Regions from separate parts of the Mus musculus genome. Here regions 1, 3 and 4 are each linked to region 2. Evidence: chromatin loops called from intact Hi-C (ENCODE). Cell type or tissue: heart. All regions are shown on one strand. Each heading gives the region's core, and the rest is flanking DNA. Links, peaks and the distances in the headings are about the cores only.

What was found. Hi-C counts contacts between places; a loop is a spot of excess contacts. Peaks named below come from ENCODE experiments on the same cell type or tissue, not always from the same donor. Only the 100,000 strongest peaks of a DNase experiment are listed, where the experiment ranks them.
Region 1: it touches region 2 in a loop (2.5-fold over the local background); 2 of 42 quality-filtered maps call a loop at or near these places.
Region 3: a loop joins it to region 2, with 4 times the contacts of the local background. A loop is called at or near these places in 10 of 42 quality-filtered maps.
Region 4: it touches region 2 in a loop (9-fold over the local background); 7 of 42 quality-filtered maps call a loop at or near these places.

What each region holds. Positions count from the first base shown.
Region 1 is chr2:114,069,373-114,077,416 of GRCm38, forward strand. No RefSeq gene overlaps it. Among named protein-coding and RNA genes, the nearest start is that of Gm46757, 13 kb to the left of the region's middle. In heart, for the core only: no CTCF peak of the experiment used is centred there; no DNase peak of the experiment used is centred there.
Region 2 is chr2:114,127,920-114,135,963 of GRCm38, forward strand. Aqr (aquarius) reads right to left here. Exons shown (of 35, transcript NM_009702.3): 18 at 6,733-6,900; 19 at 5,048-5,217; 20 at 2,616-2,857. Among named protein-coding and RNA genes, the nearest start is that of Mir7002, 19 kb to the right of the region's middle. In heart, for the core only: no CTCF peak of the experiment used is centred there; a DNase peak (open chromatin) is centred at 2,912; H3K27ac peaks cover 952 bases.
Region 3 is chr2:113,969,650-113,977,693 of GRCm38, forward strand. The region is part of intron 3 of Gm39909 (a long non-coding RNA gene); the gene reads left to right. Among named protein-coding and RNA genes, the nearest start is that of Gm39909, 36 kb to the left of the region's middle. In heart, for the core only: no CTCF peak of the experiment used is centred there; a DNase peak (open chromatin) is centred at 4,502.
Region 4 is chr2:114,053,576-114,061,619 of GRCm38, forward strand. C130080G10Rik (RIKEN cDNA C130080G10 gene) reads left to right here and starts at 821. Exons shown (of 3, transcript NR_028422.1): 1 at 821-1,791; 2 at 3,509-3,736; 3 at 7,221-7,930. Gm46757 (a long non-coding RNA gene) reads right to left here and starts at 6,720. Exons shown (of 2, transcript XR_001783436.2): 1 at 6,657-6,720; 2 at 4,678-5,081. In heart, for the core only: no CTCF peak of the experiment used is centred there; a DNase peak (open chromatin) is centred at 3,836; H3K4me3 peaks cover 2,883 bases; H3K27ac peaks cover 3,543 bases.

The DNA of each region.
Region 1 (8,044 bases), core at 1,188-6,187, 58 kb before region 2:
GGAGGGTGTCATCATGTTAGGGTTCTGTAGCCATAGCTGAAGATAACAGCTTAAAAAGAGGAAGAGTTTCTTTGGAATGGTGGTTTCTGATGCTTCTTTTCAGTTTATGGTTGTTTGGCTCACCAGCTGTACAAATCATTTAGTCACAGTGAAGAAGCTCAGAGGAAAGGAAAGGCACACACCTACTGCAGCTAAAAGCATAAAGAAGCCAGAGGACGGGAGCCCTGGTGTCAAGTTATCAAGTTACTCTGTGTGTGTGTGCTGATTTTAAAGCTTCATAGAATCACAAAGGAGCAAGGAAAACACAGATAACTTTTAAATAATAATGCAGTTGAATGACGGGATATTAGGATTTGTTATTCAGCTATAAAAAGAAGGAAATATATTGGTGCCATATTATACAAATGGAGAACATAGACAACACCATATATATATATATTTGATCTGAAACGCTTGATTCCTCAAACAACACTTAAGAAATAATGGCCTTTTAAATAAATGGTTCTGAGTCTACAGGACAAATAGTTTGGGGAAAATGGAAATTATATCAACTCTAGCCAATATTATCTACATAAATCAATTCTAAGTGAATGCAGATAATGACCAAGTTGCAAAGTTAAGTTTCTAGAATGTAACACAGAACAATATATTGCTTATGCACAGATTTCTTTAGCAGAGAATTCTTCCCAGGCCCAAATGAAAAATGATAAACTGCACAATGAGATATTTGGCTTCAAGCTTTGGCTTCAAGAATCTACCAGGAGACTGGAAGGTGAGTGACATTATGGGGGAAGACAGTTTGTAGTACTATCCAGGAAAGGACTCACATATAGGTGGACAGGGACGTCCTATCAATCCATGAGCAAAACAGACTAGCCTGTAAGAATTCAAGCAAAAGGATTCAAAGAGGCACAACACCAGAGTCTGCCCACACAGCTTTCAAAGGGGAGCCATTTCTGTATGGGTGAGGAACACTGAGGAAGTCCCTGGATCCCTGCTTCAGGAGGCGGTGGGAAAAAGACCCTATTTTTACTTAACAAACAGAGATAGTACTGCCAACTACAACTTAAGATTAGCTTTCACAGTGATCGCCAACACTTGCCAACCACTTTGCCAATCTCCCACGGTTGCCCCAAGTGCCAGGGAACCTGCTTTCAAAATAACCTGCATAGATGTCTCTGTGCTAATTAAATCCCCCAGATTTCCTTTATTCTCCGGACATAGCAGAGGCCATTGATGCCTGTTTGTTCCTTTGTCCCGTGGCTTGCCATCCTACAATCTGTTGACTCCCAAATAGACGTTACTCTCTTGGAGATTGGTCTACACAGCCAAGAAACACACGGAAAGCTACTTGGTTTCAGTAAAGATGGGAAAATTCCAACTCAAATGACTGGGCTGTTAATATGGACCCCGTAAAGTGGCCAAAGGTTTTATCAAAGGTTCTCCTTCGCCTCTTCTGCACTCTACAGCCAGAACTCTGCCTCAAACATTATCTCTAATTTCCACTGTCAAGTCATACATCTCATTTCCTTTTAGTGACTGTATTCCTTCCCTGTCAAAACATCTTCCTAGCACTAGACTGGTCTGACTCCTTCCTGGGCCATCATCCGTATTAATCACTGTTACCTCCAGCTGCCATCTTCCAAGTTAACAAACAGTAATTACTTTTCCTCTGCATATAGGAGCCCAGAGCTACGTGAGGCTGTCAAGTGATGGTGACACATGTTTTGTGCTTATACTTTCTTTTAAAAATGTTTTTCTTTTAATATTTTATGCATATGGATGTTTTGTCTGCATGTATGTCTGTGCACTATACACATGCCTAGGACTAGATTTACATGAGTTTTCGATCAAGCACATGGGTGCTGGGAATAGAATTAAGGTCCTCTGGAAGAGCAGCCAGTGATCTTAACCACCAGTCCCTTGAAGACATTGGTTTTTCTCTATTTTATTACTTTTGAAAGGAAATGTAACTAACCTACATTTTAGTTAATATGAGTGTTTGGATGAGAAAAATATTAAGAGTTATGTTGCCCTTGGTGTTTCTGACTTTGAATTTACAGCATTGGCAGTCTTGATAGTCAGCCAATGGACTGAACCAAGAGAATCATTACTGTTCTGTGACGAGGAATCTCCAATTTCTGTTCAGCCACACTAAGAAGTACAATTGTTGGTATGAGGATACCAGGGGAAAAGAGAGATGGCACAGCTTCTGCTACAGGCTTTAGGTGACTGTGTGTCACACTGTGATAGTACAACGGGAAACATTTTAACTCTAGTATAAAAGCAAAGGAAAACAAGACAAACAACAACAATAATAAAAGCGAGGGAAACCACAAGGGCATCAGAGAGTAGGGTGCCTGTCACTCTGCCCTGCCTCAACACTTAAGGGCATACTCATATCCTTTGATAATTTATGAGTTTTCTCCAGCAGAAACTAGGATGTGCATAAAACCTGCAGGATGAGTTTTTGAGACATTCATTTTAGGGAATAGAATGGAACAGAAATATAAAGCAACCAAAGGTCTTTTCACTACAGTGTCAGCAAATTCTCAAAGCTGATGTCTCCAATTTCAAAAATATGAAGAAAAAAAAAACCCAGATGACACAATGCCAGGAAAGAAACACCAGGTTTATAATTAGAAGTGCTTCTGGATATCTGGCTGCGTCCACGTGTGATATGATACAGTTTCAACACTGCATAATGCACCAGGAGGTAAGAAGTCCTCCTTGCAATGAGAAGGCCTGAGATAAGGATACCCTTGGTTATCTAAATTAGGTGTTATGGAGTTTGGCAATCTAAAAAAAGAGTATTTTGATCAAAGTCACTTCATCCTTTCTGTTGGCATGGATTGTTTGGCAGGTATTGGCAACTGTTTCTAATGCTTTGTCTTAATTCAGCTCACAGAGCTGTGCTTTCAGACCTGAAGGTCCCTGACCTCAGCTGGCTCCAATTGGTAATGTGTGTGTGTGTGCGTGTGTGTGTGTGTGTGTGTGTGTGTGTGTGTGTGTGTGTGTGTGTGCGCGCGTGTGCCTCGGTGCCTGCTGAAGCCACAAGATGGCAGTGGAGGCTATTGTAAGCTCCCCAACATTGGTGCTGGGAACTGAACTCTGGTCTTTTTGGAAGAACAAGTGTTCTCCACCAGTGAGGTATGTTCTTAGCTCCTTGAAAATGTATTTTAAAAGTAGAAATAATAATATTATTAAAATTATAGCCAGAGCCTGTGGAGTCATCACACCTTTGTAATCCCAGAGGTGGGAAGAGACAGACAAGAAGATCCATGGAGCTTGCTGGTCAGCCAGCTTGGCCAAATTGGGGAACTCTGGGTTCTGTAAGAGATCTTGCCTCTAGAAGTGTGGTAGAGGGGCTCAAGAGGTGGCTCAGCTGTGAAAAGCACTGGTGTGGATCTTCCAAAGGACTCAGGTTCAATTCCCAGTGCCTTCATGGCTATTCACAAGTATCTATAATTCCAGCTCCAGGGGATCTAACATGCTCTCCTAGTCTCCATGAGTAGTGCACATACACAATGATCTGACACACACAGAAACAACACGACCATACACGTAAACTAAGATTAATTTTTCTAAAAAAAAAATATGGTGTAGAGAGACTGGTGAAGAGATCCACTGTCAGCTGCCGACCTCCACATGCATGTGCACACAAGTTCAGGTACACATACCATTGAATGAGCACATATACACATGCCTATATACATGCATGTATACATATGTTTGTATATACACACTTATGAATGAACACATATACATACACCTGCCCACACACATCCATGTGCACACATGTCCATATATACATACCTATGATTGAACACATACATATGCCCCTACACATGCATGTACCCACATCTATGAATGAACACACACATACTTACAAATGGCCATACAAAGAAAAGAAAAATAACAGTAAATCTGAGACTCGGGGTAGGCTGGCTTGGGTACAAATATAACAACCACAATAACAAACACAATATCCACATGACTGGCAGAACCCACCATCAGCCTTCTTCAGTCCTTGGCCTCAGCTGCTGACTGAGTTGTCTGAGGACAACTTGTTTGTGGGTTTTATTGTCTCAGTGATATGAGTATTTTCTCTGTGACCATTATCTTGCCATCACCAGCTTACAGTGTTGAACAACCAGTGCTCAAGTCTTGACCCCAGCAGCTCTTGGTTGCCTTCTCTGCAACAGGTTCCTTTCCCATTTCCCAAACGGCTCTTCATCTGAGTCCCTGTTCTCTGACCTTTGTAAGGAAGGATTTTGTCTTTCATCATAGGACTGAAGCCATGAAAGTAAGTTGACTAAAAACTAAAAAAACCACAGAGAGAGAGAGAGAGAGAGAGAGAGAGAGAGAGAGAGAGAGAGAGAGAGGTTAAAGTACTCCTATTAGAACTGCAGGATGCTAGCCTGTATATTTTACCATTTCATGCTTTACTTCCAGCACCCATGAAGCCAAGTACTTTAGCAGGATAGTGTTGTAAACAGATGTGCAAATGTCCAGCTCTTTTGAATAACTTCTGTGCACTCTCCATGAGATGCACTCTACACCAGTTCACAGATAACTTAAGTATATGTACAATTATTTTGGGATCCTAATTACAGAGGCAGGTAGGGGACAATAATGTGGAGTTTACCTTTTCATCAGGTTTCTAGCTGTGTGTGTGTGTGTGTGTGTGCGTGTGTGTGTACAGTGCTGATCCAAGGATGACACTCTGAGTGTAATCATCAGATTAGATTCTGGCTGGAGGCCATGGTTGCCAACACTGTACAAATTATCAATTTGCTAAGATGTTGTGTAAGTCTTGATATCTCCACTTAACAACTCTGAAAATTCTGATTAAGCTAGCCAGCCTTTTACCGGACTTCATTGCCATAACTTGGTTAAAATACAGGACCGTATCCATTCTAGCAAGGTAAACTTCCACCCCGTGATCCTCACCCAGGGCCACCAAAAACATTTCTCATGCTCACATCCTTTTTCCCACAGGCCCCTCTATTCCCTGATCATGTCCACTTCCTAGGTTGACTGCTCCTGGGTCCTCAATCCAGTTTACACAGTTCCCTTCGCATATATGCATCTTTAATTGACTCTATTTATATGGTGTCATTTTCCTATTTGTGTTCTCATGCACATAATAGCTTCTTCCATCCTCAAGGCTTTAAGCATAGCAGTTGTGACTTTTCTCACCCCCCCCCCCGCCCGCTCCTAGCCAGGTGTGGAACCTGCATAAGTCACCTCAGAAAGATAACACACATGAATCCCAGCCTGACTCCTCTAGAGGCTGGTCTTTCCTGTTCCTCCCTAAATCCTTCCCTGACTGATGCTACTCCATCCCTTGTGCTGCAACCTTTTCTTTTTTTTCAGGGTGCCAGCAGAAAAGCCAGCAGCTTTGTCTTCTAGAGACAAGCTCAGCCCTGTTCAGCATGCAAAAAGAACAGTATCAAGAGCCCAGAGATGATCCTGTTACACTTCCAATATCGTGTTCACTTCTCAGGCCTGTGGTTTCAGGTAGGGTATGTTGCCTCCTGAAAGCAGTTTCTTGCTCAATAGGGGACAGTGCTGCCAAACACTCACCTGAAACACTCGTAAGAGTTGGTGAAATAATTCATGGAAAAAAACTTAATAACATTTTAATGCAGAGAGCGAAACTGTTCAGACACAGCTATAGGAAGTTCCATAAGCTCTCATGGCTTCCTCATGGACCACTGTCAACGATAACGCCTGGGTACCCATTGCAAAGGGCGTTTGTGACAACAAAGAGAAAGTGAACTCTGTACGGGAGTGTGGGAGTGCTGACACAGGGGTGTCTCTCATCCTCCCTTTGGACAGATCCCCTGACGCCATGAGATTATTCTTTGCTGTGGATGCTTTCGCCTTGTCCACTGCCCTCTGTTGGTTTTCTTTCCCTTCTCCTGATGCAGACCTGTTTACTCCATTGATGATATGAGTAGAGTGTGGACTATCACTGCCTTCCTTAAAGCACAGTGATGGAAAAGTGTTGTAGTAATGATTTAATCTCAATTGGGGATTTCTATCTTACCTTTGATCATTCCATTCCTAGATAAAAGACACAAAACCATCATTATTATTATAAGCCTTAATCATCACTGGAGCTGGGCAGATAACTACCCTCTATGTTATTAGTATCTACTTCTCTATCAATAACCCCAAGCTATGACTTGGCATGTTCATCTGGGCCACTCTGACTGACTAGTACACATGGCCAATTCTTATGATCACTTACACATTGCATCTTCTCCTCTCTCCACCTCCTCTCTTCCCACTCGTCATCCTCCTCAGACCTCAAGTCCTGGAGCTGAAACCCCGCTATCTCTCTTCGACCCAGCTATAGGCTGTCAGCATCTTTATTCAACCAATGGTTTTAAATTAAGGAGCAAGGCCACATAGTGTCACTTGGTGTCTGTGAGAATTCTCTCACCCCTGAGGCAGCCACTGTCAACGATAATGCCTGGGTACCCATTGCAAAAGGCATTTGTTAGCATTATAATACATAGCAAAAGACCAAACTTCAACAAGACAGACCTGGAGCTGACAGGTCTGTGGGCATAAAGACACAGAATGAAGACCATTTCTACATTAGCTCCTTACTGTTGCTGAAATATCAAATCATATAGACATAGTCATTCCCTCTTGATATTAACAATTCCACAGGCATGAAGCCAACAAGCAAACAAATAAAAAATAACAAGATATCCTACTTTATGTGAGACCATTCAGTAAAAATTCACTCTGAAATAGAAATTCCCTGAGGTTCACTGACCAGACATTTTATGCAATTAATGAGCTCTGGGTTCACTAAGACATCCTGCCTCAAAACATATAAAGTGGAAAGTCACAGTGGAGGAGACTCAATGGCAACCTTTGGCCTTCACACACATGCACACCATCCTTACACACACACACACACACACACACACACACACACACACACACACACACACGAGCATTGCACTCAGACATACACATACACACACACACACACACACACACACACACACACACACAGTGCTACATATATAACCTTTATAAAACATGGAATTGGCCAACCTTCACAGATTTCCAACCCAAATGCCAAATATTTGGAATTTTGGTTGGAAATGCCAAAAATGCCTGGGAAGATTTTTTTTTAATTTAACAAAATTTAAAATCCACCTCTGTTCAATTAAATCTGCATTTCTGAGCATTGACATTTTTATACAGCCTCAGAAGATTCTAAGATGAACTCTTTGAGTTCAGAGTCAGTTTGTGCTAGCAGCAAACGCCACCTGTTAGGTAGAAAGGAAGAGTCCAGCTTTGCCTGAGGCCATGTTCTCAACCTTTCCCTGTCCTTCTGCCAAGGTATTCATTAATTTCCCAATGCATCTGGCCCTCTTACTCCTCGGTCTCACAAAGCCTTCTACGGAGAATCTTTACTCTATTCTATTTTTTTCTCCCTCCCATTCTAGTTCATCCCCAAGGCCCGGCTCAAGGAAAACTCAAATATAACTTTTGCTAAAATAGACTAATGTGGCTATGTTATTTTAAGTAAACAATACATAATTTTTTTGTGATAATATAAGGCTTGATTAGTTCCATAGTTCCATTTTACTCAATGTCCTGCTGGAAGCAGAGGTTTCCAGTGTGGTACCCAGAACAAAAGCAGCAACACTAGCTGGGAACTTGTTAGTGATGCAAGTTCTCCATTCACACTGAACAGGATTTTCTGAGGGTGGGCCTAGCATTTACTGATTTAACCAGTTTTTAGGGTGATTCCAGCAAACATTAAAGTTTGAGTGTACCTGTGATAAAGTCTCTCGTCCTTGAAGAAAAAGTACCACTTTCTCTCTCTCTCTCTCTCTCTCTCTCTCTCTCTCTCTCTCTCTCTCTCTCTCTCTCTCTCTCTCTCTCTCTCCCTCCCTCCCTCCCTCCCTCTCTCTCCTTCTTTCTTTCCTGCTTCCCTCCCTCCCTTTCTGCTTGCTTGCTTTCTTACTGCTATACCCCAGAGTCTACCTTAGTATCCTGTGAGAAG
Region 2 (8,044 bases), core at 971-5,970:
AATGCTTTATTTTGGGCTTTTTTTTTTTTAAACTTATTGGTCTTTTGCTTTTACATATGGTTCTGATTTTGTGATTTTATGAGATGTGCACGCACATATGTGTGTGCATGTATTTCATGCTTTTTCCTTTTTTCTTCATTTGTTTTTTTCAAGGGAGGGTTAGAGGGAGAGAGGAGGCATAGAGCTGGAAGGGTAGGGAGGCTCTATAGAAGATGAGGGAAGGGAGAATGTGAGCAGAGCAAATTGCAAGAAAAATTTAGCTTTCAATAAAAAAGAAAGAACTACTATCTCGTGTATGAAGTTGTGTGGCGAACAGATGAATGAGAAATATTTGTGATTTATCTCTATATAAACTTTGAAATAAAAGTACATTTACAATTACTAAAATGGGTGTTAAGTCTTCCCTCTGGGGGAAAACGTCATCCAACTAATGGATAAATCAAAGAAACATTAAGTATCTGTCATATGCAATGTAAAGTGCTTTATTCATGCTCATTTAGTAAGAAGACTTAAAGAGACAGGTTTCAAAGAACACAGCCAGAGAGAAAAGCCTTCCCCAAAGAAATAAGGAACAGCAGAGTCCACATACAAACAGCCAAGCCAGACACAGAGGACAACTGAGAAAAGGAGAGACAGACACTCTGAAGTCGGGTGTGGCAATTCAGGCAAGAGGTTCTTAGTCTGGGGTTAGAAGCTAATGTTTTCAATAAATTTCCTAAAATTAAGCCAAAAAAAGTTAACTCTCATTCTGTGTACTTTTCCCAATCTTCTTTCCCATTCTTAAAGTATAGACAGAGCCAAAAGCTGCCTAGAACTAAAGTGGCGAGTAAGTTCCCTTACTTGTAGGCAGAAGCATGCACTTCTCAAGCTAGGGAGTAAATGGCTCTATCTAGCAAAAGCATCTGAGAGTTCAAAAAATATACCACCATAGAAACCTAAAAAGGTCCAGCGACAGGCCCAAAAGTGGGATCCAGCTCAAGGGGAGGTCCCAAGGCCTGACAGTACTACCGACGCTATGGAGTGCTCACAAAAAGGGACTTAGCATGACCACACTCTGACGAAAGACTCAATAAGTAGCTGAAAAGAGTCAAATGCAGATATTTGCACCCAACTAATGGACAGAAGCTGTTGACCCCTGTGATTGAATTAGGGAAAAGCTGGAAGAAGCTGAGGAGGAGGGGGACCCTGTAGGAGGACCAGCAGTCTCAATTAACCTGGACCCCTGAGATCTCTCAAACACTGGACCACCAACCAGGCAGCATACACCAGCTGATATGAGGCCCCCAACACGCATGCAGCAGAGGACTGCTGGGTCTGTGTTCAATCAGAGATGATACACCTAACCCTTGAAAGACTGGAGGCCCCAGGGAGTTTAGAGGTCTGGTTGGGTGGGGGTTGGACATTCTTGTGGAGACAGGGGTGGGGGTGGGGGTGGGGAGGAGGTGTGGGATGTAGAACAGTTGGAGGGTGGATGGGGGAGGGGATAAAATCTGGAGTGTAAAATAAATAAATGATTAAATAAAAAACCAAACCAACCAAACAAACAAACAAAAGAAATCTAAGGGCCTAGAGAAGCAGAAGTTAGGAGGGACAAAGACTGTTTTTAACAGTCTATGCTACTGAAGAGTTATGAGAATACAGATAGAGAAAACCCAGGAGACAAGAGTGCTTTTGTAATAAACAGAATTTAGAGATGAAAGGAGGAAGACGAGGTGTGGCTATTCTGAAAACTATGTTGGAAGCATACTGAGTCACTGCATGTATTTAATAGGTCCTGTGGAAGGTGCATGCTCTGGCTTCCAGCTAAAGAAGTAAGATCTGAACTCTCCCAAGGCCATCTTGGCATACAGCTTCTGATGCTTATGAACAAACTCCGGAAGCAGCCAATGGCTCCATGCACCTCACTTTATTCCTACTTAAGAGCTAAAGCCACTTGACATTAACATAACTGTTTTGAATTCATACTGCATATCCACAATTTGAAACGTGAAATTGAAAATACTCTACAATCTTAAACATTTGCGATACTCAATTTTCAAAACATTTTGAATTTTGGAACATTTTGGCTTTCGGACTTTCAGATTAGGAATATCCAACTGGTGATATCTGTGGAAATACTTCAAAATCTGAAAAAAACTCCAAACTTACAATATCTCTGGTAACAAACATTTTAAATAAAGGGCACTCAACCTGTATTTAAAACCTGTATGAGGCAGGCAGAGTTGAAAGAAAACTTTTAGCTTCTTAAAATCAAAATGAAGTTCAACCTCACATGCCTGTATGGTGGTAGTTAGGGAACACACTAGACTACGTGTGAGAGGTACAGGCATATTTCCTTAGTCAGCTACTATATTTATACAGTTCTTTCCAAATCACAGACACTTACTGATCTCTTTTGAGACATGAAGCTACTTTTAATGTAGTCTTAAAAATAGCTTCTGCAATAAGAGTCAGGAATAGATTCAAATATAATAGTCTTATCCCAGTGATTATTACAGCAAAGCTAAGGACTGCCAAAATGAAGTCCAGACACAATGCTTAAAACTCACTTAGTCACCAGTGCTGATTCTACTACAGACAGACTAAGCCTAAGAGCAGATCCATTCTGATTTTACCTGAAAGGGGGGATTTGGAGTGCTGGGTCACTCACAGTCACTTTGACATTATGACCAGGAAAGCTGGCCTTTAAATGTTCAATGGAGAGAAAAGTGTCATTGAAATCCAGGGTGGCAATCTGATTGGGCATTTTTGAATAATGGGCACTACTTGGGTCCCCATAGCCCAAAATGATGTCATGCAGCCAGTCCGGTACCACGCAGTCAGTATTCATCAGATTCCGAATCGTCTCCAACACAGCCTGGCAGTAAAGAGACAGAAGAGTATCGCGTCAGTAGACATCTCGGACACCGGCACTTCCCTGGAATGCAGAGCTGACGGCACCAATCCGGAATGCCCATGTGTTTCAAGGCAAGAAGCTACTTTCTGCTGACAGGTGCTTGGCAAGACTGAACCAACAGCTATATTTTCAGTTGATACCATAGACTGAGTCAAACAAAAGAACTAAGTTAGTAAGCACAGTTTATCCACGAAGAATTCGTTTAGATAGAATGACATAAATAAGCTTGCCGCTTGACTCCTATTGAACAGGATAAAAATAAGATCCATGTCAACCCAATACCAAAAAACAAGATAAAGAAAGTTACAAAACAGGCCCTGAAATACAAATGCTTCCTTATAAACTCGAGTTTTTCTCTCTGCATACGTAGTGTATAGCTATAGCTGTTTGGTGAAATGCAGTACAATTTATAAATTTATAAAAGTCAGCATGGATAGAAAGAAATAAACAAGCAAACACATTGATAAGAGTGTCAAACAATATAGAGAAGAACTGGTACTACAATAAAAGGATTCTACAGGAGTTAGCACATTTCTGCCAAAAGGAATTAACAGAGCCGAGAACATTTTTTTTTAGAATATTCAAAAACCATTCTGATAAAGTAACAAATCCTAACATGTAAACTAGGAGAATCTCAAAGGCCTAATCTCAAAGAACCCAGCAACCAAATCGATGTTTTTAAAACTCAGTATCCTAGCACAGTAGAAGTAAGGGATAGGTGAGTGATGGACAGACGGACAAGCACATCCACAGAACACGGATGAGGAAGAGGAGAGCTCTGGATGGATGGAATCTTATATAAACCACGTAGAGGTGAAGGAAGGCACAGACCATGCCAAGAGGCAGCAGAATGTGATGATTAGTAAAGAATTTTACACAATTCAGAGGACTCCACCACAGGAGATGTGAGTGGTGGGGGATGGACTTCATATGAGGAAAAGCTTCAAGGAGGAAGGTGGCATTTTACTTTAATGCAACAAAGAATTTCTGATTTATTTAATCATTAATGGGTAGTTTCGGAAATGTTCTAAGTAGCAGAATAAAAGCATCAGTATTCAAGAGAATTAGAAAATATCTATCAACAGGACTATGAAGACAGTAGAGAAAGGTAGCCATCCCAACGGTCCAGGCAAGAACTGGAAGATCCAGGCTAGAACCGCTGCACTAACTGGAAATACAACTGCAGCATGGGACCAAGTGAGGATTCTACCAAGGTGTGCCAGAAACAGCAAACACACAGCACGGGCAGCTCCTGCTCGCTGCACCAGGACCTGAACGCCTCCTTGAATTCCCTTAAAAAGTCATGTTTGGCACTTGCTAACCTTTGATGATAACTATTTATATTTCTTTCTTGATTAACAGTTAAGGTATCAACTGCGTCTTATTCACCTCTACAAGTCCCAGGTAACTAAGCACAACATCACTCACAACAGAGACAGTCATTAGAATGGCAAAGAGAGGAATACTCTGTAGACTTCAGTTATGTGCCTGAGAGTCATTTATTGAAAAGTAAATGTGAGACCAGCCTAGCTCCTGTACAACCTGGAAACAGAGCTCTCTTAAGTGACACCTAAACTGAGTTGCTTGTGTCAAGTGGAGGAACAAACCATAAATATACCTGAGGAAAATCATTTAGAGGGACAGTGTAAAGTCTTATCTAAAGAACAGGGTGGCCTCTCTGTCCTTTCTCCCCTGGGAGCAGCTCTCCTGCCTTGGCCTCTCACCCCTTAAAATGGATGTCTGCTCCAAGTTCATCTCTACCTGCTCCCAGATCAGGAGCACCTCTCAGCTGCTGAGCCACCCGCTGTCTGCAGTGGAGCTGAAGAGACCACAGATGCCAACAGATGAGGGCCTCAGCAGCTTGGCCCGGTGGCCTCTGACCTCACTTATCCCTAGTCACAGCTTCCAAAACAGCATCATTTCAAGGGACATTGGCACGGCTGCCAAGTTCACTGGAGCTGCAGGTGCTACAGTTGGGGTGGCTGGCTCTGCGGCAGGGATGGGGATGAAGTGTCATATGTAATCAGTATGCTACGAATTTAAGACTGAAGTTAATATTCACTGCAACCCCTCTCCCCAGCACGTATGTGGTCCTCTTTTGGATTTCATTTCTAGGGTATAAGGAGTTTTAGCTGCAGAACTGAACATTACCTTGAAGTTATTCTCCTTCGGTTTCCTCCTCATTATGACATTGAAAGTGTCATACACATCTTCGGCTCCGTTTTGTATCGTATTGGTCATATCCTGTTGATACTGGTTTGGATCCAAAAATACTCGAAATGTCCTTGACTCTCCTCTAAGATTGGGTCTGGGTTCAGGTCCTAAATATTTTTAAAGAATTTGTTAAGTGAAACATGTATTTTCTTTTTTTTAACTAACTATAAAAGCAAGTTAAAAGTCTTTCCTTCATAGAAATGGCAAGTCAATGAACTCCACTCACCTCCAATACCCCGTGACTGAACTGTCCCATACTTAGACACTTCAGATTCAAAGTTAAAAGTATATTCCTGCTTTCCTAAATTCTTTTTTTCTCTTCTTTTCTTTTTTCTTTTCTTTCTTTTGTTTTTTTGTATAGCCCTGGCTGTCCTGGAACTCACTCTGTAGACCAGGCTGGCCTCGAACTTAGAAATCCACCTGCCTCTGCCTCCCAAATACTGAGATTAAAGGCGTACACCAACACTGCCTGGCTTATCATTTCTTACAACTCTGTCCTATGCTGATAAAATTGCACACACTGTAACCAATGCAGATGCTCCTATGGCAGGCATGCTTGGTGGTCAAACGCCCTCTCTCCCAGTCCCTATTAGTGACTCACGTGTGAGCACACATTAAGTGTTTTTTAGACTAAGCACACATGAGTTGTGCCAGCAGATGTGTATCTTATTTTAGGAATTAAGAAGTAGCCTTTCTATTTCTTAATTTGACAGTGGGTTTATTACTTTTCTCAACATTCCAGTTTCTACCTAACATCAGCAGCTGGAAAGGATTTCACATACAGGAAATGTGAGAGGAGGAACACTGGGAAGCTCAGCGGCCTCAGCTATCTGTCTATCTGTCTGTCTGTCTGTCTGTCTGTCTGCCTGCCTGCCTGCCTGCCTCCCTCCCTCCCTTCGCTGTGGTCTAACTTGGGTCTCATTTTGTGGCACAATGCTTATCCCCCCTAGCCTTCACTTCCTTCTGTTTCCTTAAACACTACAATTGAATAGCTGAATTAAGCATCAGCAGTCTAACAATAGCCTGAGCTCAAAATTACAAGTGAAGTGAATTCAAGTTTTAAGGGAAATCCAGTCACCAAACTGTGCAAGAAGCATGAGCCATCAGGAGTGCCAACGTAATAGTGTGTGCTCTGTAAAAGAGTCAAGACGGACCAACAATTGCAGATATCCCAGTAATACCAAGAAGAGTAAACTGACCCCACAAAACAGCTTTTAAAGCTATTCATTTGTTTGTATGTTGTATATGTGTGTGTATATGGGCATGTTAGGAGTATGTATATATGTGTATGTGTGTATATAGAGGCCAGAAGGATTATATGTGTGTTTGCTACCATGCCTGGCATGCTTAGAAATATTAAAAATCTTGTTTTGGAAAATTCAATACATTTAACAGTTTTTTGTCTTCCTTTTCTTTTTCAGTGCTGGGGAGTCAAACCTAAGGTGTAGGTACACTGCACATGTCCGGCCAGAGCCCTATCATCGTAGATATCAGCTAGTCTACAGTTGTAAAGTAGGTACCTTACATATGACTGTCTGTGTTTACTACATAAAACAACTCAGTTTTACCAAGTACGCCAGCACAAAAACGTGTCATTCTCACACACGGGTGGGTTACCGTACCGTCTTCGATGACTCGCCCTTTGTCATCCAGCATGCCCTGGATTTCACAGCCTCTGACGTACACCAGACCAACTTGCTCAATAAAAGGTCTCCTCCTGTCAAACTTAGTGCCGTAAGGTTTTGTTGGACGCACAGTAATTAAAAAGCATACATCGTGCTTTCGAAGACCTAGTAAAATATAAAGACATTTTTACTTAGTAGAATTACATTGTTTTTGATCTTTCGTTGGCAAATTCTTAACTTTTTTAAAGGAGAGGAGATTTAAAAATAACATTAAAAATAAAAGAGATGACCAATAATATATTTTGTATTAGAACATAATTATGTTTCCTATAGTTTTTAATAGTCAATATTTCATAGCAGTAATTAAAAGGAAGAAATTCTTATATTAAAATTAGAAGCCTGTATCATGAATTAATTACTGAGTAAGACTTTCAAGTCATGTTACAGATCCAAAATTGGATGTTCATCACCGTTCTTATTTTAATTCTTATTAAATAACTGAAAATATGGCTGGCATATAACTCATAGTCATCAAGTTTCTACCATCGCTTAGGTTATCTATCAGTGTCATCCCATACAGCCTGAGTGCACTGTCCTAAAACAGGTTAGCCCAAGAATAACTCGTCAAAGCACAGGAGTGTTAGCCACAGAAGTTCACCCACGGAATATGGCTCAGCATACAGTTTCAGTCAGCAAAATCTTTCTGAGTGACGTCAAGGGGCAAGGTACTGGTGTCAGAACCCAAAGCTGTCTAGCTTCCTCAGTAACGCTGACACAGAAGTTAAAGTGTTAGTGACACTTACCACACGGAAGCTTCGTCCCTGTTTCTTCCCAAGCTATTATTTTTACCATTATATTACAGAAATGAAATTTATATAGTCTGTCTGCTTATAATCTTGGAAGAAGAACACACAGCTAGATTAAGACACCAATGTCAGTGTGTGGCTAATAGGATTGGAGACATCATGGCTCTCTGTCGTGAGTATACGTAAGTTTCCAGGAGTAATAAACACAATACCCTCCCTAGCAATCAATGACTTCTCAAGGTGCAGCGATCAGAAAGGCGCACAATGCTCTAAGCGTAGAAGGCAACAGACTGGAGCACATAGAAACCATAAAGGACTCAAAACAATCTGTCACAAATGATACCCACCAAAGCAGCCATTTGTCACACACTTGGCCAACTTCACTGCTGGGTTCCTTTAGAGTCTAACACATGCTCCTCATGCTATGCTACTGCTATGCGGGGAGCTATAATTTCTGAAAACTGATCCCTTTCCTTCTGGCATTTGAAGAAGGTGGCAGGAGA
Region 3 (8,044 bases), core at 1,809-6,808, 160 kb before region 2:
TTAATTTCCTTGGGATGTTTATTGAAAATTCTCAGGTGTTCAGCAATGTGGACTCTTTCGTTTTGTTTTCAATCCACATTCATTTTCTTTTTGCATTGCTCAGAATATGAATCTAAGACTTTGTGTGTGGCAAATGCTCTACCACTGGGGCTATATTCCCAGCCCTGTTTTCAATAAATGTTGACATAACTATGCTCAGCTCTGAATTTGGTGCTATGTGGATAAAATGGACTGTGATTTGGGGAAGTTCATACTTCAGTATAAGCTGCATTACTTTTATCCAAGGCAATACCAAGCACAGTCAGTTAATATACACAGTACATATGAAATGTATGCCTGCAAATCTCTAAATAGTCTACAAGTGCCCTTAATGATATGGTATACTCAAGTACAGTTATCTTTAGGAGATAGTTCTATATAAAGTACATTTTCTTTACATTTAATTTTTCACTAATGAATATAGAAAATTTATGAAGGCTTTAACTTAAAGCCACAAATGAAGTGTTTGCACACACAGCAATTTAGATGAGGGTGACCTTTCTAGAAAAGAGACTCATAAACTCAACTATGGAGGTAGGAAAGGAGTGAGGTGAATACGGACAGGAGACCAGAAGTTGAATTTGGAAATTTGCACCTCTGGTTTACACAGTGTCCAGTATAAATGGGCTAGACATGAGAAAGAACCCAGAAAAGGAAGTTGGAACTTTGATGGGAAGAGCTTCACATATTCACCTGTGGAGTCTGGGCTTGAGTGGAGCTGGATGAAGATCATCCACAGGTCCTCAGTGGGGGACATGTGCTAAATGCAATGCCAGCATGCGATGAGGACAGGGTTGACAATGGAAGCATCAGGCTGAATAGCCTCGAAGGAAAGGGGGACTAGAAGCATAGAGGTAAATGTGGAGGCTCTTCAAAACACCTAGACTTAAGATGACAATAGCCAGCAAGTGGTACTTGAAGGAATGAAAGAAAAGGAGGTAGGGTGTTAGACACTGGTCCTCCCTCAGGAACATATTTATAAGCTCAAAGGAAAGAAAGGGAGAATGCAATTTCAGCATATGATGCTTAACAATTCTAAAAAAAACCCAACCAACCAAACAAACAAACAAAAAAAAAAAAAACCCTTTCTTTTAGGTGCAGTCTACAAAATCACCTTTTTGTTGTGTGGTCACACATAAAAACTTATTTAATTCCACTCTTGATGGACCACTACATACAAAGGCATGAATAGGAATAGAAAAAACCAAAATGGTCCACATATGTCATGAAAACACCAGCTCTCAGTAGACAACTGGTTCCTGGTCCTCAGGTCTTAAGGCAATATCCTCATTAGGTCACTGTACAAGGCTTTCATCCTAGGGGAAGGTCACTTTGTCCTCAGATGACTGGAGTGTTCTGAACGCTGAGCCATGCAGTGCCCCAAGCACATATGGCAGATGGAACAGTGGAGGATGGGAGGAGCTTTGGAAACTGCAGTATTATTTCAATGATTGGATCTTTATGATTCCTGGGAAGTATTTGCCAACTGTATATCCTTCACAACTCAGAAGCAGGTGAACTATGCTCACCTTGCTGGACAGATGCCGACACTTTATGTAGCTTACTAAAAGACTTATGAAATATCTACCCCACTAGTAAAGTGGAAACTTGAGGATTCTTTGGAAAGTCAGTTAGATGGTTTTGTTGGGACAAACATGTGAAGGAACGTTTAACATTGGGCACAGGTGAAAGGATGTTCTGCTAAAGGAAGCACGTGAAAAGACACGTGATGAGGGATTTTTTTTTTTGTTAACAACACACATGTATTGGTTCGCCTTACATTGTGTAGCTGAGCTACATTTGTTGAGATTCTATAGAGAGAAACATACCAAAAAAAAAAAAAAAAAAACCTTTGGTAGTAAGCTACAGTTTCTTGCCACTTCCATGACTCGAGCTGATTGGCAGAGTGATGTCAGATGAGACAGAGCACATGCTGAGGCAAGACCTGTGCTAAGGCAAGACCTGTGCTCAGGCAAGACCATGTGGAGGCCATGTGATGTTTGGAGGGTATAAATAGGATTCGTTGCACAGTGACAGAGGCTGAGCTCAGCTTACTTATAGAGCTAGCTGTGTAACAGTTGTGGGTTTCAAATCTTTGCTTCCCTGAGATAGGTACAGCTGAGGACTCCTGGCATTCTTCCTGGTTCCTCTTATTGACTCGTGTCATGACTGAAGCCTGACTTTCTCTGCTAGGTAGTGCCACTGCTATTGATTTGTGTTATCTATCCTGACTCTACGATACTAAACTAGACTGCTGATGTATCTGTGAAGTGTTTGTGAATGGGTCAAGCTGTCATTGTTGACCTCTGAACTGAATTGTTGAATTTTAGACAAAACAGACAGGAGTTACTCTAAAGAACCTTCTAAACAGTTCTACTTCCCCCGTATCCTTTCTCTCGCACTACCTCTGGTGGGTAGTGGGCTAGAAAGGAGGTTAAAGTGTTAAAAATCATTAAAAATAGGTTTTGAAAAAAACTGACATTGCACTAATAGTCCAGTGATTAAAACTCAAATTCTTAGTTTTCTCAGAAACCATCATGTTCAGGTTCTGGTAACTAGTATAAATCCAGCCCTAATCTCCCATCACCTTCTGTCCTAGTTTTGATTAGATTTCTTTTCCTTTTCATTTCTTAATAAAGGTCCCTCAACTTGAAACGTCCTCTGTTCCATTCAGTCACCCTTTCCATGGTTAGTTGTTATTCACAGTAACAGATATCAAGGCTGGGGAATTTGCTAACAACCAGGATAATTACTCTGTTTAGTACTAATTTCCCTGTAAGTAAGTTTTTTGTTACAAACAAAAACAGGATGAACCACGGCTATGTAGCAACTCCCACACAAACCCATGGTCTCCATGTAGAAGGATTTCTTCAATACAGTCCAGTTACATCCTCATGACAATATGAGTATGAGAAGTGATGGGAGCTTTAGCATAGCTCTGGTTCACGCGGGTTAAGTCTAAGAATGGCCCCTGGAAATGCAGCCTCTGCTCCCTGCAGATGCTATGGAAACCTGAAGCTGGTTATCAGATACACTTCTTCACTGTGCAGTCTGGGGGACTTAGAAGCAAATGAAAATGAAGATCTAGGTTTCCTGAATAAATAATCAAGAATATGGCTGTAGAATGTTTCCCTGCGGTGGAAAAAGGCTGTGTCAAACTTTAGTGTATCATGTTCAAACTGGAAGAATGGATCCATTTATTCATCAGGATTGGTCATGCCCTGCTAGCATCATTCTGGATGTCCTGTGCTCCCCAATCCATGACTCAAAGCATCATTGCCTTTCACAGTACTTTTTGATATTCGTGTATGATGTTCAGTGGGTCTACCCAAGTAAAACCCTCACACCTTAGGAACAATACAATGGCAGCACAGGAGCCAGCTAACTCCAAATACTATATAAAGTATGGTTGGATGTGGCAGTACATGATCAGACAAACACGTATCAGGTACAGCAGAGTACAGTGGGTTCTAGATGTTAAATCCAGGAAAAGATATGCTTTGCTTAATTAGTCTGTCAATCATACATGCAGCATTTATTGAACAAGTCCTCTCTACCAGACACTGGATGGTCTATGATGAAGAAACGCATGAAAAGAGTCTATTTAGCATCATAATACAAGAGCACTTTTATGCCATACCCAATGCCTGGCTGACTGATCCCTTTCGCCTCAGAAAAGCCTGCATAGATGGGATTATATCCATGGACCAGAGGAATGAGAATAGGGAAGTAATTGTTCCCATGGAAACCTGGGTCATCCTTCAGAAGACCTCAATGAAGTAAAGTCCTCAGCACACCCCACTTTCTTCTCTCCCTACTAGAGAGAAGAGATAAGTAACTCCCTCATCTCATAATTAAGGCAACTAAGTCAGGAAAAGGTCAGGAGGTTTTCTAAAAATCACCTAAGAGAGACGCCAAGCCAGAGTCCTCATCCCCTGAACAGTTACTAGATGGGACTCCATAAAAGTGATTTGCAGTCAAGACAGAGTCTAGCCACAACCAAGGTTTGTAACATGCTGCTGTTTCAGTGATATTAGAGAAACACAAACAGCTTAGACTGTCAGAGTCAGTGCAGCACAAATAGCCCATGGTAGTTTTCTGAACTCATTTAAGGAAGGACATCTGTAAGAGACTAAACAACAGATAGACAACAGGGAAGGTGGCAAGTGTTTCAAGTGAGAGCTTGAGGATTGGATTGTTACTCTGAAGAGTAACAATGCAACAAACGCATCTGCAGCATGTGTTAATTTGCAGCTTAAGCCTGGCTGCTCAGTATCTGCCCTGACCCCTGCTTCGACTGAATGTATGAAGTTAGGTCATTTCTGAAGACTGTGTTCTTTGTAACTGGGTGATGGAGGACATTCGTGTGAACTGACAGTGTTTCCTCACAACTGAACTGTTGCTATGGTTCAAGAGCTCAGAGCTGGGACTCAGACGTGACCTCTCTGCCTCCAGCCATCTCTGCCCCTGTCCAGCTGCCAGGAGCGCTCAGAGACTGGAAAGAACATGGTGTTTCCTGCCCGTTAGCCCTGCCTGGTTACCGTGCTGTCCCTCATCTTTCAGAACAAAAAGCCATCTACTTTCCAGGCAGAATCTGTAGTCCAGAGTACATGGACAGATTTCACGTGTAGAACAATGTGGAAATGGACTCAAACTTATCTCCCATGTAATGGTGGTGTCTACCCACTGATGGTGGTTCTGGAGAGAAAGCATTGTGGTAACTGGGACTAGATGGGTTTTCTGAAGAACAGGGCAGGAAAGAGTTGAAAATATAGCAAAATGGATGGAGAGAGCAGATCTGTCAATTTTGGACAACTTTTTCTTTTTTTTTTTAGCAAGTTTCTAAGAGTATGTAAAGGGTATGAACAATATTTATCAACAAATATGTTTTTTAAAACATTTTTAAGTGTAAGAACAGTTTATGGCGGTCATCAATGGGAGGAGAGGCCCTTGATCCTATGAAGGTTCTATGCCTTCACAGTATAGGGGAATGCCTGGGCCAGAAAGCAGGAGTGGGTGGGTTGAGGAGCAGGGAGAGGGAGAGGGAGAGGATAGGGGATTTTTGGAGGGGAAACTAGGAATGGGGATAACATTTGAAATGTAAATTTAAAAATATCTAATAAAAAAGCATAAAATCTTTAAAACATAAAAAAAGAACAATTTTTGGAAAGAACTAAATTAATCTAGCTGTGCATGTAGGTGTGTGCGCATGTAGGTGTGTGTGTACGTTCATTTATGGCTATGTAGGTATCCAGATGTGTGCCCATGTATGTACATGTGAGGGCCAAAGGTTGATATTGGGTGTCTTCTTCTATTACTACCCACCTTTTTTTTTTTTTTTTTTTTTTTGAGACATGGCTCTTGTTTAATCTGAATCTGTCCATTTCAACTAGACTGACTGGCCAGGAAGCGCCTGGCATATGTCTGTTTCTGTTTCCCAACACTGCAGTGACAGTCACACACTGCCATTCAGTTTTTATGTGGGTGCTCTCAATATGAACTCATGGCCTCTTGTTTGCACAGCAAGCACTTTCTCTACCAAATGGTATCTCTGGCCCAAACTCGTTTTTAGGAACACTAAAATGGACCGGGCATGAAGCTTCACACCTGTCATTCTAGCATTGTTCCCCAGAGGCTGAAGCAGGGTCATCATGAATTCAAGACTAGCCTGTGCTATATCATAAACTACAGGTCATGTGGAGTTACAGAGGAAGATCATGTCTAAAACCACCACCACCACCACCAACAGCAACAGCAACAGCAAAAACGGATTGAGATTAGGGTTGGCAAAGTGACCCAGTGGGTACTTGCTTGCCTAGGATGATAACCTGAGTTCCTTCCCTGGGATTCACATGGTAGAAACAGTGAATCTCAAAAGTCATCCTATGACCTCTAAATACCTGCACACATATACACATACAAATAAATCCATTTAAAAACAAGACCCAACAAATCCCCTTTCATTGAGATGACCACAATGAGCGCTGGAAGATGCCCTCCTTCCAAGGCAATTATATCCACCTTCCCTTACCAAGCCTTCCTGCCAAGTCCTCATCAAATCCTATCTTGTAGTCAGAGTTTCTTTAAGTTTTTGCCTTTTTAATATTTATCTTTTAATGAGTAAGCTACAGGAAAGGGTTTTCTATTAAACAGCAATACCCTACTAGTCACTCTCATCTCAGAAAGCCTTTAGCCTTAGTTCCCCAAGGGGACTGTGAGTATTTGGAGAGGACCATAGATGGAGGGATCTAGGAAGAAAGATGGATTGAGAGAGATAAAGCATCCCCAAAAGGCAATTGGTAGAGAGATGGCTAAAGATCACCATCCCACCTGTACACACAAAGACCTGCTAGCAAGTCAAGTGCTTGGTTGCTTGATTCCAACAATTTCTTTAAACAGCTCCTTAGTAGAAGGCAGACACATGAAGAGCATGTTTTGATGATCTCCATTTGGGGGACTGGCAAGGAGAGGTGTCCACAAATGTGCATAAACACTTCCAGCTTTGAGCAGCCGTTCCTTCCGCAACAAGTTTGCATCTCGCACAGCTTCTGAAAAGACATTCTATGAAGCTTTGAAAGAGTTAACTTCCTATAAATAAATATGCTAAGTAATTAGTAACTTGCTAGACTTTTCACCAATAGAAATGCCCTGTGTGAAAATTGACCCATGTTTGACACCTCTGCTCTTTGAATGTCATACATCTAAATTCCTCAGCTCTGCTACTCAGTAAAGGCTAAAATGCCCCTGCTTCTAGATTCTATGGAACCCTCCTGATGAGCAGAGTCAGTTCAGGAGATAATTAGATTCTGCTGCCGAGGAGGAGGGAAATGTCAAGCGCTTATTATTTCTGGTCATCTTGTTAGACAGTGAGATTGAAATGCTTCAAAAAATAACACACACACACACTCACGCAAACGCAGAATGCTGAACTCAGTGAAATTTACTGCAGTGGCTAAAGAGAAATTAATCCATTTCTTTTAAAAAAAAACATCTAGAAGTTAAAGTTTTGGAGAACAGGTTCTAGCATTGGTAGTCTCTGCTGGGGATGGAACATGCTGGCTGGCTCTCACTGTAAACACCAATCAGCTATTGGAAACAGGTGAGATTTTTACATCAACATGTCCTTTATCCCCCCCACCCCCATATGTCAGTCAGTAAGAGGAGGGATGGATGAAACCTGGTTTGCAGTTTGCCAGTGGGCTCAGGAGAAGTCCTCAATCTTGCCCGAGGTAAGAAAAGAATAAGCAAATAACTTCAACTCCAAATTGCAACATGTTTATTCCTTAACTGAATGTGAATCAATAAAGTGATGGAGTGTTAATTTTCATGTGGAGATGATAGCTGTGGGATTCTGAGAAGAGAGATGTCTCTAAGCAGTTTGAACAGAACAAGAGGCCCGAGGCACAGGTGCAGGCCCATGATTGACGACCGGGGACTCATCCTGTCAAAAGTAAGTACTAGCCCGATGAGCTGGGACTAGGGCGTTGCTTTCTATTCTGCTGTGCTGTTTCTCGCTGTATAAGCACTGTCTCTGTGGTTTCCAGTGTCCCAGGCAAGGTGGTCCCAGCTTGAGCTACTGACCGCACTCAGTCTAAAGGATAGAGACAGGGAGTTTCAACATGCATAGCCAAATGTGACTGGAAGGCTTTATTGTGGTCTGTAGCTCTGTGCACTTTGCACATAGACAAATAATTTTATTCATGGTCTCCCTCTCTCTTTCCTTCACCCGATTCTACTTTGTGTAGTTGAGTGACTAGTTGTGATCATTCCTGAGTTTCTTGGAGAAATGGAGAACTGGTGAGGTTAGATAACTTGTATAAGATCACCGATACCAAGGTTGGGTAGGAATAAATGCTTCTCCATCCTCTGGACATTGAGCTCGATTCTCCTGTTATTTTTACTCTCTAGCACCTCTATTAAAAGCACCTTTTGCGAGCTAGAGAAAGTACCCAAGGAGCTAAAGGGGTCTGCAACTCTAAAGGAGGAACAGCAATATGAACTAACC
Region 4 (8,044 bases), core at 1,766-6,765, 74 kb before region 2:
AGTCCAGCCCAGAGGCCAAATAGTTCTCATCCACTCTGTAAGAGTTTTGCTCAAAATCAGATTTCAGTCTATGAGCCACCACCGGGTCTTCAGATGCTAAAATAAATGGAGGCACTGATACCAAAAATATCTCAGTTACTTGCTGGCAGATAGATGGGCATCTTTTAAACAGGCTTTGATAAAGTTCTTCATCCCAGGTAATGACCCACCTTAAAAAGCAAATGTTTTTGTGGAGAAGTTCATAGCCACTTAGGATAAGAGAATTTACCAACCCTCCTACACGAAGCGTGGACCATAGATAAACAGCATCTTCATAACTTGAGTGATTTAGAAATACAGTATCCCTGACCCCGCCCCAGAGTCAGATCTACTGTATGGCAAGATAAGATGTCCATGATTAGCATTGAAAGTGTGAGAAGCATTGCTACAAACGGGAGTCATCTCCTTCGTGGAGAACACTTTGAAGGAACTTTGCATTTTTTTTTTTTTCAGAATGAAACAGAAAGATAGCAGTGAAGAGAGGGGGAAGGAACAGGAGAGAAAAGGACACAGGTCACTAGCTTGCCCTGGGGTGCCCTGTATTCTTGGTTCTTGACTAGTGCTTGGACTTCTAATGCTGTGCTTTTCCTTCAGTTCACACCAGTTAAAAATAGAAAACTGGGCACCGGCATCTCTGTCTAGAGTGGGCTTGGATTGATATGCTGAGCAGGACTGCTGATTAGATACTTCAGGGGCCGGGCAGTGCTGGGTCCTCCCCTCAGAGCTTCTCAACCATGTTTGGGATGGTCTAGGGATGAAACTGCTGGACAGCTGAGCCATGGAGACTGGGGAGAGGCCTGCCTGGCTGAGACCAAGCCCTGCTGTACCATCTGCATTTGACAGTGAGGATGCCCATTGACAGGAAGCAGACGTAGAGAAAAGGAGAATCAGAATGATCGACAGGCTTCAAATCCTACCTCTAACACTTAACTACGTTCCGCACGTTTGGTCTCGGGCAGGCCAGTTAACTCATCAAGACCCCATTTTCACCCCCCTGAAAAGTGGCATAGTAACTCAGTTCTATTGAGTTACTGAGGACTGGCCCACAAAGAGACAAGCAATGTAAGTCAGACGCAAGACAGACTGAACCTGCTCTGTCACCATTCGATACTTTTAGAGGTGGGATTAGCTTTCTGTTTGGAAAAATTGGGTCACTACCATTCATTCCTCCATTCAACAATGTTCTATTGATTATGAAGCAGAGTTCAGTGGTAACTAGCACACAACAGGATTTATCCTCAGTGGTAATTGTGGAAGTCAGAGACGTGGAACATCCTTGGAAGGGAGAGGTGGTTTCACTGGGTTATTTAGAAATGGGCCAGAAAGCATCTAAATGGAGTTTCACAGATAGCCTTTTTTGAAATATCATTTAAGTTTTTGTTTTATTTATTTTTTTTTTTGGCATCATTGAAATATATTCATATAGGCCAGGATAAGCCCCCCTACAAAATGGGTAACAGAAGATGACCTTGAACTCCTGACATCCCAATTTCTACCTCCTGAGCGCTGAGACTGTAGGTGGCCTAATTGTTTCTAAAGTAGAATGGATCTGAAGTTCCTGAACTTGCGTGCAAGCGTTTGACAGAGGCTGATGAGAGATTCCTGTCACTGTGTGTGTGCCGAAGTTCTCTGGAACTGGGACCGGTGATATTGATCTGACCCTCTGCAGTGTTCCGAGGGCTTGCTTACCCACTCCAAGTCTGTGAGTCCTAATGAAGCAGAGCTAAGTCCGCTGAAGACCACCTTTGGGAGGTAATACGCATCCTTGAGACATTTTTAAAACTATGTTTTATGGTCCATTGAGTATATTTTAATTTTTTAAAAAATATTTATTGTTATTAGTGTCTCTGGAGGGAGGAGGCGTTGGTGTCAGAGTATGGGAGAAAGTTGAGAGACCCACTTGGTTCATCTGGTTTTCTCTTCGGCCTTCACATGAACCTTAGAGATTGATCTCAGGCCATCTGTCTTGCACAGTTCACTTTTACCTGCCGAGAATTATTATCAGACCTCAACTAGTCTTTTAACACTTAAAGCAACATATATTTTCATGTTGTTATATTTATACTAAAAAGGAATACTTTTTCTCAAAGGTTTATGACAACTGCATTCAAAGCTCTTCTTCTAACTTTGAAATATAGTATGCATCGTCTACAGTTACCCTACTGTGCAACAACACACAAGGACTTATTGTTGTCTAACTGTAGGAGTCCTGAGTCTCTCCAGCCTCTAGTAACTACCTGCTTCTATGAGATCAGCCTTTCCAGAGTCCACACGAGTTAGAACATGTGGAATTTGTCTTTCTATGTCTGGTTTATTTCACCTTAACTTAATAATCTAGATCTGATTCCATCCACGTTATGGTAAATGACAGAATCTCTCTCTCTCTCTCTCTCTCTCTCTCTGTGTGTGTGTGTGTGTGTGTGTGTGTTGTAAATGCAAACTGGTTGTTTGCATTTACCAGATCATATGAGTATTACTGTAATAAACACTGCAGTGCAAACATCTCCTTAATGTACAGACATTATTGTCATTGGAAACAGATCCCCTGAGTGTGTGTGTGTGTGGTTGGGGGTCCTACATCATATGATAGCTATAATTTAAAGTTTTCAAAACTCCCTTAATGGCTGAACTAATTTGCATTCCGTCCAAAGTGGGCCAGCCTCCCCTGTCCTCAGTATCTTTTGGCTTTGTGATAATAACCACAACCTGAGGATGATCGGATGATGAGTGCGGTTTTGACTTGCATTTCCCTGGTTAGTGCCTCTGTTTCCCTAATTGTTCATATGCCTGCTGGCCATTAGCTGTTTACGTACATTTCTCCTGAGAAATGTCTGTTTAGATCTATCGAAATTTCAAATAGTTTCATTTATTTATTTATTTGCTTTATTTAACTTGGCCATTAAGTTTTCTAGCACCTCATATATTTGAATGTTAGTCCTTTGGGAGAGAGAGTTTGCAAGTATTTCCTCCCATTTTATAGGTTATCCCTTTACTGAGAATTGCTTCATTAGCTGTGCAGATACTTTTTAGTTTATAATCATATTTGCTTGGGGTTTTTTTCCTTTTATTTCCTGTGGTTTCTGTGTCTTGTCCTTAAAGATTTGTAGTATGCAATATTTACTACTGTACCAATGTTTATATCTGTATTTACTATATAAATGGTGATACAATAGTATTTACTATTGTTCACATTTTAAAGACACTAAGCATTGAGTATTTACTATTGTATCGCTGTTCATTTCCACAGTTTAAGGACACTAAGTTCTATTTTATATATTTTAAAATATAAGTTAATTAAGTTGGTAAAAATCTTCAGTTTTTCATTTCATGCAAATCTTCAGTGATTTATTTAATTTGGAAATTGAGATAATCAAGTGCATAGTTCAAAAGCGCTAAATACATTCACACGGTTATGCTGTCAGCCTTAATTTTATTTGTTCATGCTTATTGTAATTAAAATGACTTTCAGATCCTGGAGTGGCTGCTCCCTGAAGAGAGTCCTGGTCCTAGGAATCTGGGATTCTACCTGAAGTCCCAAAGATGAACAAATGGTAGAGAGGCACCTGACTGAGCCTGCTTCCTAACCGACTTCTCAGAACTGCCTGCCGCTGGGCTGCCTAACAGAAGCTCAAGTTCTGGGATTCCACCCTTGAAGAGAACTGAATCTGCACTTAACTTAGTGCGCCCTGTAGGTCAGGTGAGTTTCTCCTTTCCACATTGCCTGGCTCTGCTTCCCCAGGGCACAGAGCTTTGCTGGATGGTAGCCCAAACGGCCACTGTTGGCCAGAGTCCTGCTTGGCTGACCTTGAGTGTCCCAGTGGGATAGCAAAGCCAGGCGGGTCCCCAGGGCTGTGGAGAGCCAGCAAGGTTCTTCCTGGCGCAATAGGCCGTGAGGGTGACGTGCAGAGCAAGCTAAAGGGACAGAAGGTGGGACAGTTCCCTGTGTCCTTGCCTGGGGGAAGCCTGTTTCACCCACCATCTGCTGGGATCTGAAAGGGAACGGCCCAGCCTCCTCCCCTGCACTGGGGGATTAGCAGTCACTTATCTCAGCTGTTCCTCCATTTGGAGGTGTCGTGGTATTTACAGAGAAGCCAGAAACAGACCAAGCCACACTTAATTCCTCCCCACAAGCTGCCCTACCCCTCGGTCCCTCCTGCATTCCATGTGCCTGTGAGGAGCCTGAGAGAGGCTCTCTCTAGACCAAAGCAGGGCTGCGGGGTTCGAGGAGGGAGGGTGTGGTGGGGGTGGAGGGGGGCGGGGCGGCAGCATTCTCAGACATTTTTATTTTATCTCTTTACACACTTTCATCTTCATGGCCTCTGGCTGGAGCTCAGTTTCAATTTTCATTAAATAAGAAAGAGATGGGACTAGAGAGATGTAGTCGCCCACACATCCCGGTGCTCAGGAATGGCTAATATTTATGGTTTACGGCTTGTTTTTGTGCAACCTCCAAAGAGATTAACCTAGTTGGGAGAGTATTTTGACCCCCAAATCGAATCTGTTCTTGGCAGATTCCAAGATTCCAGAAGGAGTATCTGCCTTCGGACATGATAAGACCAGTTGTAACACGCCATCTAAAAAGATTCAGAAAGGAAGACAAGAGGAGGAGGAGGAGGAGGAAGGGGAGGTAGGCGCTGATGGAGTCACTAAGCTTTAATAATCGAAGAATGCATTTTTCACTGGCCTCTGCCCTGGTAGAAGGCAGGGAAACCAGGAAGGATTTCTGTTGAGCCTTTTTAAGTCCTTAAAAGGAGTGTGACCTTCAGGCATCAAGTGCTCACTCTTTAGGATCCTTCTTGGAACGCGTCCCTCTTAGCTCAGATTTGGCTTGCTCCGCATATTAGCGGTGAGTCTATTTATGGGGTTTTGGTTTTTCAAGTGTTACCTGGAGCAAGCCCACTTTTCTTGGTTAGCCCAAACATGGCAATGCCCAAGCTAAGCTTCGCAGAGTTTCTGCTACCGGAAACAGTTACGTCATGTATAGTGGGTGAGCTGTGGACTTCGTTTCCATTCACCTAGGTGATGTGAAACTCCTCTGTTCCCTGTCAAAGAACAGACACACATCAAACACAAGGCAGTGGTATCAGGAAGGTTAATCATACATGTTTATAGAGCACTTCTTCAGGACTAAATCTGATTTGAGATTTTCTGTGTATGTACAGTCAACCAGATTAAGTTGTAGAGACGCTAAACAGAATGCCAGCTACAGGGCTCATTCCACAGGTTTGTCCTTCCTCCTTCCTTCTTCTTTCCTTCCTTCCTTCCTTCCTTCCTTCCTTCCTTCCTTCCTTCCTTTTTTTTCAAAAGAAAACTTCTCTTTTTTTTTTAATTAGGTATTTTCCTCATTTACATTTCCAATGCTATCCCAAAAGTCCCCCATACTCTCACCCCCCCCCCCACCCACTCCCACGTTTTGGTCCTGGCGTTCCCCTGTACTGGGGCATATAAAGTTTGCAAGTCCAATGGGCCTCTCTTTCCACTGATGGCCGACTAGGCCATCTTTTGATACATATGCAGCTAGAGTCAAGAGCTCCGGGGTACTGGTTAGTTCATAATGCCCCAGAGAAAACTTCTCTTTTTTAAAAAAAAAATATTTTTTTAATTAAAATCTCTATTTAGTCATTGAGCGGATGTATGAAGTATGGTATAAATGTGGACATTGGGGACAATATATGGGTGTCAGAATCTTCCTTTCATCATCTAGATTGTGGGGATCAAAGTCAAGTCATAAGATCTGGTGACAAGCACCCTACCCACTAATTGAGCTTGATGGCACATAGGCCTGCTTTTTGATTTGATAGTGTTTATTGAAATACTGAGTAAGAGATGGGCTAATCCCTCTGTTAAAAGATGCTGTGGATGGCCACCTCAGGGATATGATCTCTACAAACCTCTTAGTCTCCTATCTCACTCTAATACCAAGAATCATAGCACTCAACAAACAAAGGAGCTTGTTTTGAGTCTGTGGCTCTTGAAAACAACATATGTGGTCCAGCTGTTAACCCAAACCAAAGCAGTTGGGGTCTATTGCACACAACCATCTCTGAGCTTCACTTTCCTTTCTCTTCCCCTTTTTACTTTAATGTATTTTCATATGCCTTTGGAAGCTACTGTAGAGCTTTTCTGTGGGACAAAAAAAAAAAAAAAAAAAAAAAAAGGACTGGATGGTAGAAATAAGGATGAGAGAATGCATGAACTTGGAACTAAGCTGTTCAGGTCATGAGTCATCACTAGTCCGAGATGAGTCACAAAGACCTTCAACCTTCTTCTATCACAGTGAAAACAGATTACTTAATGAGAAGACCCACTGCCCACATACCATAATATTTTTCTTTTCCTCTTTTAACATTCAACTATACAAAACAATGGGTTCTACTGTGACATTTTCATGCACACTTAGTTTTCCTTTTGATATGGTAAGTATAAAACTGCAGATCTGAACCAGCCTACATCCCATTATAGAAATATTTGCTTATTGCAGTGGATTAGGAAACATTGAAAAGTACAAAGGAAATGACACTTCTGGGAGAACTGTAGAGCTCTGTCTTGTAACGTCCCTAGAATAAACTAAGTGTGACATAAAAAGTCAGGTGACCTTGCCTTTTGTATCTACTTACAGCTGCTGGACGGAGGAAAGACAAGCTGCCTCCTAGCAGGGTCCTCTGCAAGAATGCCCACTTGTTCTTCAAAGAGAGATGCGCAGTGCCAGGAATTTGCATTAAAAGCATTTCTTGCTCCTGCCATTAACATCTAAATCATCTTTAGCTAACAGCTGAAACCAAAGAATGCTGCAGCAGGAGCAGCATCTGCCCTGGGATTATACTATCCATATCTTCTTTATATGTTTTAGTTCAGCTGTTGAACGCTTTCAAAATGGCACTCTGAAAACAATGATCTATTATTACAGACAAAACGTAGCTATACGTGTATATTTCCAAAGGCTTTGTCTTCCTATGAAAGATCACAAAGCTGCTATTTTTTAGGGGAAAATATATCTTCTAGCTATTTAGTGATCAGTATTTTTTGATCAGTAAACTCTGGGTTAAGAATTTAAGCAACATTTATTGTTATTTTCTCTCTCTCTCTCTCTCTCTCTCTCTTTCTCTCTCTCTCTCTTGAGCTGTATACGTTCTTTGCATATGTATTATGTTTTATTAATGTTGTTTGTTTGTTTGTTTCAGGACATGTAGTTCTTGCTACCCTGAAGCTCACTATGTACGACAGACTGGCCCCAACACACTGAGATCTGCGTGGTTCTGTCTCCCCGGTGCTGAGATCAAAGGCACGTGTATAGTTAGGGCACAGGACTTTTACTTATATGTTATGGCTCTAGGTTTGTTTTCATGGGATTCCTGATTGTGCCAGCAATTGGGTCTCTGTGTCTACATCTGTTTCTTTTGCCTTTTCTTTGACTCCCTCTCTTTTGTTTGTTTCGTTTGCCCTATTCTGATGTGTTAGTTTTTGTTTTATCTTATTATATTTTATTATTATTCATCAAGTGCCCTTCTGTTTTCTGAAGAGAAACAGAAAGGTGGTGAATTTGCATGGGGTGGGAGGCATAGGAGAACTGGGAGGAGTAAAGAGAGAAGAGATCATAATCAGGATATATTGTATGAAAAAAAAAACCAGACTATTTTCAATAAAACTACAACAAAAAATGAAGAACAAAAATAATCCCACAAGAAGGAAGAGTAACCTTGAACTTATGGTTCTCTCTGCTTAAGCTTCATGAGTGTTGGTAGTGTGGGATTGCACCATGAGGAAGATACTGTGGTGGGATAGAACAGATTGTGACAGAAAACTAAAAAGTCTCAACCAGAAGAATTAGAAAGAAAGCAAGAAAGCAAGGAAGGAAGGAAGGAAAGAAGGAAGGAAGGAAGGATGGGAAAAAGAAAGAAAGAAAGAGAGAGAGAGAGAGAGAGAGAGAGGGAGGGAGGGAGGGAGGGAGGGAGGGAGGGAGGGAGGGAGGGAGGGAGGGAGGAGGAAAGAAAGAAAGAAAGAAACT